Regions from separate parts of the Homo sapiens genome. Here region 2 is linked to region 1. A link is an interaction called in ENCODE POLR2A ChIA-PET data of the cell type or tissue named here. Cell type or tissue: B cell. All regions are shown on one strand.

Region 1 (4,000 bases):
TTGAAGGTAGAAGAATATCATTAGCTATCTGTGAACATGCTGTGTTCATGGACATCTCCCTTTGAGAAGTGCAAATTCTGTGAGATGAGAAATCAAATTTGGGCCTGTTAGTTTATCTGAACACAAGACTTTCCACATGTTGGGCCCATTTATCTGTCTTAGAAAAAATCTCAAAAAAAAATGCCCTTGTGTTTCCGTCTCCTTCATGTGACTGAGTTCCCTTGCTCTGCAGTGATGCCATTGTTCTGCCGCTCATGGTTACACATCAGCCTAAGCCCACTGTCGCCTTGAGTCAGTTTTCTTCTGTAGGCGGCTTTTGACCTTGGAGGTGGTCAGTTCTGGGCCCTCTGTGGTGTGGAATTCTTTTCATGAGCTGATAGAAGCTCGAGTTGCATATCCTAGGGGATTCCAGGGATTTATATTTTGGTGCGTATTTATAACTGGGTTGTCTGGTGGGTGTGTGTTTGACTGGGTTGTCAGTGTAAAATTAAAAGGGTGTTGAAATGAAGTGTGGACCCAGAGCAGTTACGGCCTGGGATAGAGTAGTCATGGGATTGGACACAAAACTAGAACTGCCGATTGTAGAGCATCGTGGGTGTTTATAATTCAGTCATTATTATTATTCTAGGTACTGTACTTGTTCTGATTGTTATAAAGGTCATATTAAGGATGAAGAAGGAGTGAAGAGGGGAAGAGAGTGGGGAGGATGAGCCCTTGCCCCAAAGAAGTAACAGGGAGTTGTGCCAAAATGAGCAGTACATTTATGTTCACAGTGGTGATCATCAGAGTTTAAATAGCTTCTGGTCTGTTTGGGAAATCTTTCATGAAGATCACGGCTCTTTGTTTTTGTGAGAGGTTTTGTGTTGAATAAAGTTAAACTGTCAGCCTTGTTGTCTATTTTTATTTATTTTTGTTGGAGCCTTTCAGTGAGCAGTGTTTTCTGTCCCCCTGGGATTGTTGGTTAGGATGTACGAAGGGGAGATCTTTTGTCTTTTGGTGGTTCTTACTCATTTGGGGTCTAGAGAGCCAGAATGGGGCCCATTCTAGTAGTAGCAGTGTTCTGCTTACCTCTTCCTCTGAGGAAATAGGAGATATCTGCTGGGTTTGTTCCTTTGTAGCTCAAGGCGTTTATTGCCTTCTGGGGCCCAGGGTCCTATCTTTCTCAAAGAGTCATTTACTTGTTTCTGAAATAGGAAAAAAAGGATAGAGTCAGACATTTTCCTTATCTACCCAGTGACCCAACTTTTCCATGTTAATAATGAACACTGTGTCAGGTCTTAGTATCTAACGCTTTCTCAAAAAATTGTGCATGCAAAAGAGGTGTAGATTGTTGAAGGTGTGTCGTGGGGGCGGATTCTGGTGGTGGTGAGAGAGCTCTTGTGAGATTGTTGATTTACAAATCAGTATTTACATCTGTTTTTGCAGGGGTTAAATATAACAAAAATATGTCCCCCGCGTCCACCTATTCATCCTCCCCATTCCTGCCTCCAAATCTTGGGACTGTTTTAAGTAGTGATGGGTGGGGGTGTTTTTGGATTGTCTTTTCTTGACCGGAATGGGAAATCTCCATAGCTGATTTGACAGTAGACAAAGGGGAGCCCTAGTCGGCTCAGGGGCTGGTCTCATAAGGGAAAGGGATAATTATTTTCCATAAGCCGAGGTATGAAACCACTTTCATTTGTGCCTCGTTGACCACAAGTGTGCCACCGACATCCTGCCTCATGACTTGGCATTTGTTCTCAGTCACACCAGTGTGTTGATCTGGTGAGCAAGTCAGTGGACAAGCCTGGGCTGTGCTCTGCAGACCCTGTGCCCTGCTCGCCCCTCTCCCTGGAGCTCTGTGCTCCATTGGAAGCTTCACATGCTGACCTGCATGTGTACAGTGATGGGCAAACTCCATGTTCATATTGACCATGCCAAGCAGGCCCAAAGCCAAATCTGCCCTGGCATCGGAATGCCTACCCTGCTTAAAAAGCAATTCATTTTTTTTTCTCTTTGCAAAACTTGAGTGAACATAACATTTATTTTTCACTATCAATGGCAGCAAACCATGCATTCTGATGACCTCAGAGAGGGCCCTACCTCAGCCATGGGGGCTGCTTTTATAATTTTTCTATCATCTTAAAGTGCACACACACACACACACACACACACACACACACACACACACACACACACACACAGAAATTGCTGCTGAAAATGAAAGCTGTCTTTGGATGCTTGACTGTTTGATATGTAATGTGATAACCTTGTCTCACAGTGACAGGGTGACAGACGGCATTGGCTCTATAATACAGAATTACCTTTTGTGCATCTTTTCTACAACAAAGCTAAATACATTGAGTCACCCTAATATGCTAATGACTTTGGTGTGCTCCAGATGTTTTAGAAGCCCTGGAACAGCCTCAAAGCCCTCCTTGTTTTTCCTTTCTTTTTAACCCTTGTTTTGGGGCACTGCTTTTGTGGAATAGAGCCATTGGCTTTTCCTTTAGTTTTCTATTGTCATGTATGTGTAGCTAATGAGAGAGGACTGGTAAAACTTCTTTGTGTCTAAAACATCATAAAATGATACAGACTACATGCTCTAGTCCCTTTTTTTTTCCAGATATTAGAAAAGAGTTGTCTTCTGTCCATACATTTGTGTTCTGAAATCTGTCGTTCTCATTGGTTGCTTTAGAAGTTCCTTCAGCTAAAGGAATCTTTGGCCTAATTTGTGTTTCAATTTTCCCAACGCCCATCATATAAGGCAAGAGGGAGATAGCCATACACTAGTGTCTCCAGTTACCAAGAACAACAGGAATTCCTATTCCATTTTGATGCTGCTGTTCCAGACTCAGAAGCCTGTTTTGTTGTATTGTTTTGTGCGGTCTTTTCATTTCTTGCTAATTTGGGAGATGCGGTGAAAAGCTCCTGAATGTGCAGAGCTGCTGATGGCAGGGTTCTGTTGTGTTCAATTTCTTTAGAGTTCTCGGCTGCACAAATGGACACTGCCTTGTGGCTAAATGGTCTTGGATCCCAGACGCACTTCTCCCGTCAGCTGATGGTGACTAGCTGAGGTTGCAGGCACAGTAACCAAGCTGCCTTTACTGCAATGATTTACAATTTTCAGCTCATATTTATTGCTTTTGTGAAAGACAATAGACATGGTTTAATTTAAGTTCAACCTACTGAATATTAATAGAGGAGAACAAATGCTAATGGGATAGACTGACTCTTTGGGCCATTCATTCAATTTCCTCTGTTTAACCTCCTCTCCCCAACAAAGGTTTGTGTTGGTCGGGGTGGGGGAGGGGGTTGGAAAAATAAAAACGGTTTGAGTGTGTGAAGGAGGGGATGCCATTTCATTATTTCTCGTTGACTAAAAATAATAATTTTAACAATTGGTGGCAGGGCTTTGTTAGGGGAGAGAAAAGGCAGTACATTAGCTTGGCTAATGTTATAATAATGGCTCTGTTGCCCTGTGGCGTCATATTCCATCTTGCTGACCTGGCCCTCCTGGATTGGGCAGGCTGTATGATTGGGCTTAAAACATTCAAAATGAAATGTGGTAGCCAGTACAGTGGAGATTGGTCGCCAGCGGGGGGGTTAGATAAAGAAAAAGCCCAGGTTTATTTAACCATGTAGGCTGTCTGACTATTAATAAATGTAAATGTTTTCTGGGCTGATATATACAGAATGGAAGTACTCACATTGAAAAAGTTGATCACGTGCAGAATAAAGTCAGTCTTGCGCCTTCGTAAGGGCCAGTAAAATCTATGGTCCTGGCCAGGCGCGGTGGCTCACGTCTGTAATCCTAGCACTTTGGGAGGCTGAGACAGGTGTATCACAAGGTCAAGAGATCAAGACCGTACTGGCCAACATGGTGAAACCCCGTCTCTACTAAAATTACAAAAATTAGCTGAGCGTGGTAGCGAACGCCTATAGTCCCAGCTACTCAGGAGGCTGAGGCAGGAGCACTGCTTGAACCTGGGAGGCGGAGGTTGCAGTGAGCCAAGATTGT
Region 2 (4,000 bases), 170 kb before region 1:
AAAAAAAGATTTGAGTCTTGCTATGTCTCCCAGGCTGGATTGCGGTGGTACAATCATAGCTCACTGCAGCCTCAAACTCTGAGGCTCAAGCAATCCTTCTGCCTCAGCCTCCTGAGTAGCTGGGACCACAGGTGCCACCATGCCCAGATAACTTTTACATTTTTTGTAGAGATGGGGTCTTGCTATGTTGCCCAGGCTGGTCTCAAGCTCCTGAGCTCAAGTGATCCTCTAACCTCGGCCTCTCAAAGTGTTGGCATTTCAGGTGTGAGCCATTTCGCCTAGCTGATGTGGTGACTTAAACAACAAAAATTTATTTCCTCACAGTTTTGGAAGCTGTAAGTCTGAGATCAAGGTGTCAGAAGGATTGGTTTCTCTTAGAGCCTGTCCCTTTCACTAAAGCTGGCTGTCTTCTTCCTGTGTCCTTATAAGCTCTTCCCTCTTCGTGTCTATGTCTTAATCTCTCTCTCTTTTTTTTTTTTTTTTTTTTGAGGCGGAGTCTCCCTCTGTCTCCCAGCATGGAGTGCAGTGGTGCAATCTCGGCTCACCATAACCTCCATCTCCCGGGTTCAAGTGATTCTCCTGCCTCAGCCTCCCGAGTAGCTGGGACTACAGGCATGCTCCACTATGCCCAGCTAATTTTTGTATTTGTATTTTTAGTAGAGACGGTGTTTCACTATATTGGCCAGGCTGGTCTTGAACTCCTGACCACGTGATCCGCCCGCCTCGGCCTCCCAAAGTGCTGGAATTATAGGCTTGAGCCACCGCGCCCGGCCTTTTTTTTTTTTTTGGACACAGGGTCTCACTGTCACAGCAAAGCTGGAGTGTAGTGGTGTGATCATGGCTCACTACAGCCTTGCACTTCTGGGCTCAAGCGATCCTTCCACCTCAGCCTCCCAAGTAGCTGGGATTACAGGCGTGTGCCAACTGTAATGTAGAGTTAATTTTTTATTTTGAGACAGAGTTTTGCTCTTGTTGCCCAGGCTGGAGTGCAAGGGCACAATCTCCGCTCACAGCAACCTCCACCTCCCGGGTTCAAGCAATTCTCCTGCCTCAGCACCTGCTGCCTTACAGGCACCTGCTGCCACATCTGGCTAATTTTGTATTTTTAGTAGAGACAGCGTTTCTCTATGTTGATCAGGCTGGTCTTGAACTCCTGAGCTCAGGCAATCCACCCGCCTCAGCCTCCCAAAGTGCTGGGATTATAGGCATGAGCCACCGCGCCCGGCCATGTGGGGCTAATTTTTAATTTTTTTGTACAGATTGGGGTCTCACTATTTGCCTAGGTTGGTCTCAAACTGCTGGGCTCAAGCGATCCTCCCCAGTCTGCCTCCCAAAGCATTGAGATTAGAGATGTGAGCCACCGCACTCAATCGACTCCTCTTATAAGGACACCAGTCATCTCAGGTTGAAGCTCACCCATATGACCTCATTTTAACTTAATTACCTCTTTACAGACTCTATTTCCAAAGTCAGTCATATTCTGAGGTACTGGGGACTATGACTTCAACATACGAATTTTTGGGGGGAACAATTCAATCCAACAGCAGAAGACAGGTATCATTTGTCAGCTGAATATATCTATCCTCATCTTGAATTTTAGATTCACATTTTGTATTGAAAATGTTTGAAAAGCTGGGCATGGTGGCTCAGGTCTGCCATCCTCCAACTTTGGGATGCCAACGTGAGAGGACTGTTTGAGCCCAGGAGTTCGAGACCAGCCTGGACAATATAGCAAGACCTGTTTCTACAAAAAATAATTTTTTTTTTTTTTGAGACAGAGTCTTACTATGTCACCCAGGCTGGAGTGGAGTGGCGTGATCTCAGTTCACTGATACCTCCGCCTCCTGGGTTCAAGGGATTCTCTTGCCTCAGCCTCCCGAGTAGCTGGGACTACAGGTGCATGCCACCATGCCCAGCTAATTTTTTGTATCTTTAGGAGAGGCAGGGTTTCACCATGTTAGCCAGGATCGTCTCCATCTCCTGACCTCGTGATCTGCCCACCTAGGCCTCCTAAAGCGCTGGGATTACAGGCGTGAGCCACTGTGCCTGGCCAACAAGTTTTTGTTTTTTTAGGGTCTGTTGCTGAGGCTGGATTCGAACTCTTGGGCTCAAGGGACCCTCTGGTGCAACCTCCTGAATAGCTAGAACTACGGGTGTATGCTGCCATGCCTGGCTAACATAAAAGTATTTTATATCCGCTTTGGATAGTTCACACAAAGAGTTCTGGCTGGAAAGCCAAATAGAGATATTTTAAATGCCACTTGTTAACCATTTTCACTTCCTCAATAATTGCAACTCCTTGCTGGTAGCTGGCCTATTTGAAAGGGTACCTCAGATGCAGAGAATGATTTTTGAACAAAATGGTAAATGGCAGTATCACATGTCAATTTATGTATTTATGTATGTATGTATTTATTTTTTGAGACAGGGTCTTGCTCTGTCATCCAGGCTGGAGTGTAATGGCATGATTGTGGCTCACTGCAGCCTTGACTTTCTAGGCTCAGGTGATCCTTCCACCTTAGCTCCGTGAATAGCTGGGACTATAGGCATGAGCCACCAAGCCTGCTTAATTTATTTTTTTTGAGATGTAGTCTCACTCTGTTGCCCAGGCTGGAGTGCAGTGCTGCATGATGTCGGTTCACTGCAACCTCCGCCTCCCAGGTTCAAGCAATTCTCTGCCTCAGCCTCTGGAGTAGCTGGGATTACAGGTGCCCGCCACCATGCCCAGCTAATTTTTATATTTTTAGTAGAGATGGGGTTTCACCATCTTGGCCAGGCTGGTCTTGAACTCCTGACCTCATGATCCACCCACCTCAGCACCCCATAGTGCTGGGATTACAGGCATGAGCCACTGCACCTGGACTTTTTTTTTTTTTTTTTTTTTTAAGACATGGGGCCTCACTACATTGCCCAGGCTGGTTTTTTTTGTTTGTTTGTTTGTTTTTTTTTTTTTTTTTTTTTTTGAGACAGAATTTTGCTCTTGTTGCCCAGGCTGGAGTGCAGTGGCGCGATCTCAGCTCACCGCAACCTCCGCCTCCTGGATTCTATCAATTCTCCTACCTCAGCCTCCGGAGTAGCTGGGATTACAGGCATGCGCCACCACACCCAGCTAATTTTGTATTTTCAGTAGAGACGGGGTTTCTCCATGTTGGTCAGGCTGCTCTAGAACTCCTGACCTCAGGTGATCTGCCTGCCTCAGACTCCCAAAGTGCTGGGATTACAGGTGTGAGCCACTGCGCCCGGCACCCAGGCTGGTCTTGAACTCCGGGTTTCAAGTGATTCTCCCACCTTGGCCTCCCAAAGTGCTGGGATTATAGGCATGAGCCACCTGGTCTGGCCCATTTACTTATTTAACAAGCATTTATCTCCTATGGGACAGGTACTTTGCTGGGTAAGTGGGGAGATGTAGAGTAGAAGTAATGTGAATATGACCCTTACATCTGAGGCCTGGGAAAATCTGGGACAGTCCCAGGCATACTGACATGACTTGCGAAATCTCCAATCTCCAAGGATCTGCTCTATAGTAACTTCCAAAAATGTGGCTCCTTCCTTCTGGTTTTTCTTGCCTTCTAGGATAAGAGAATTCCAGGTTACCTGTTTTGGGTCAAAGGATGCTTTGGAGATACAAACTCTATCAACTGGGCCCCTGGTCTCACCTTCAAAAATATCAATTCAAACACTCAGAGTGCCAAAAGCATAACTGTGACCAATGTGTGTCCTATTTATATCTGTCTGTCTGGCTGTCTCTTTTGAGGTTTCTTTTTTTGTTTTTTTAGAGCTAGGGTCTTGCTCTGTTGCCCAGGCTGGAGTGCAGTGGTGCGATCATAGCTCACTGCAACCTCAAAGTTCTGGACTCAACTGATCAGTCCTCCTGCCTCAGCTCCCAAGTAGCTGTGACTATTGTGCCTTTGTGCCTGGCTAAGTTTAATACTTTTTTTTTTTTTTTGAGATGGAGGTTTTTGTTTTTTGTTTTTTGTTTTGTCTGTTGCCCAGGCTAGAG

The links. Peaks named below come from ENCODE experiments on the same cell type or tissue, not always from the same donor. Only the 100,000 strongest peaks of a DNase experiment are listed, where the experiment ranks them.
Region 2: POLR2A ChIA-PET joins it to region 1 with 5 read pairs; 12 of 35 experiments call an interaction of 5 or more read pairs at or near these places.

What each region holds. Positions count from the first base shown.
Region 1 is chr6:15,402,391-15,406,390 of GRCh38, forward strand. The region is part of intron 2 of JARID2 (jumonji and AT-rich interaction domain containing 2); the gene reads left to right. Among named protein-coding and RNA genes, the nearest start is that of DTNBP1-AS1, 140 kb to the right of the region's middle. RefSeq lists enhancers at 248-748, 1,608-1,902, 1,972-2,662. In B cell, no CTCF peak of the experiment used is centred here; a DNase peak (open chromatin) is centred at 1,801.
Region 2 is chr6:15,230,769-15,234,768 of GRCh38, forward strand. No RefSeq gene overlaps it. Among named protein-coding and RNA genes, the nearest start is that of JARID2-DT, 13 kb to the right of the region's middle. In B cell, no CTCF peak of the experiment used is centred here; a DNase peak (open chromatin) is centred at 2,303.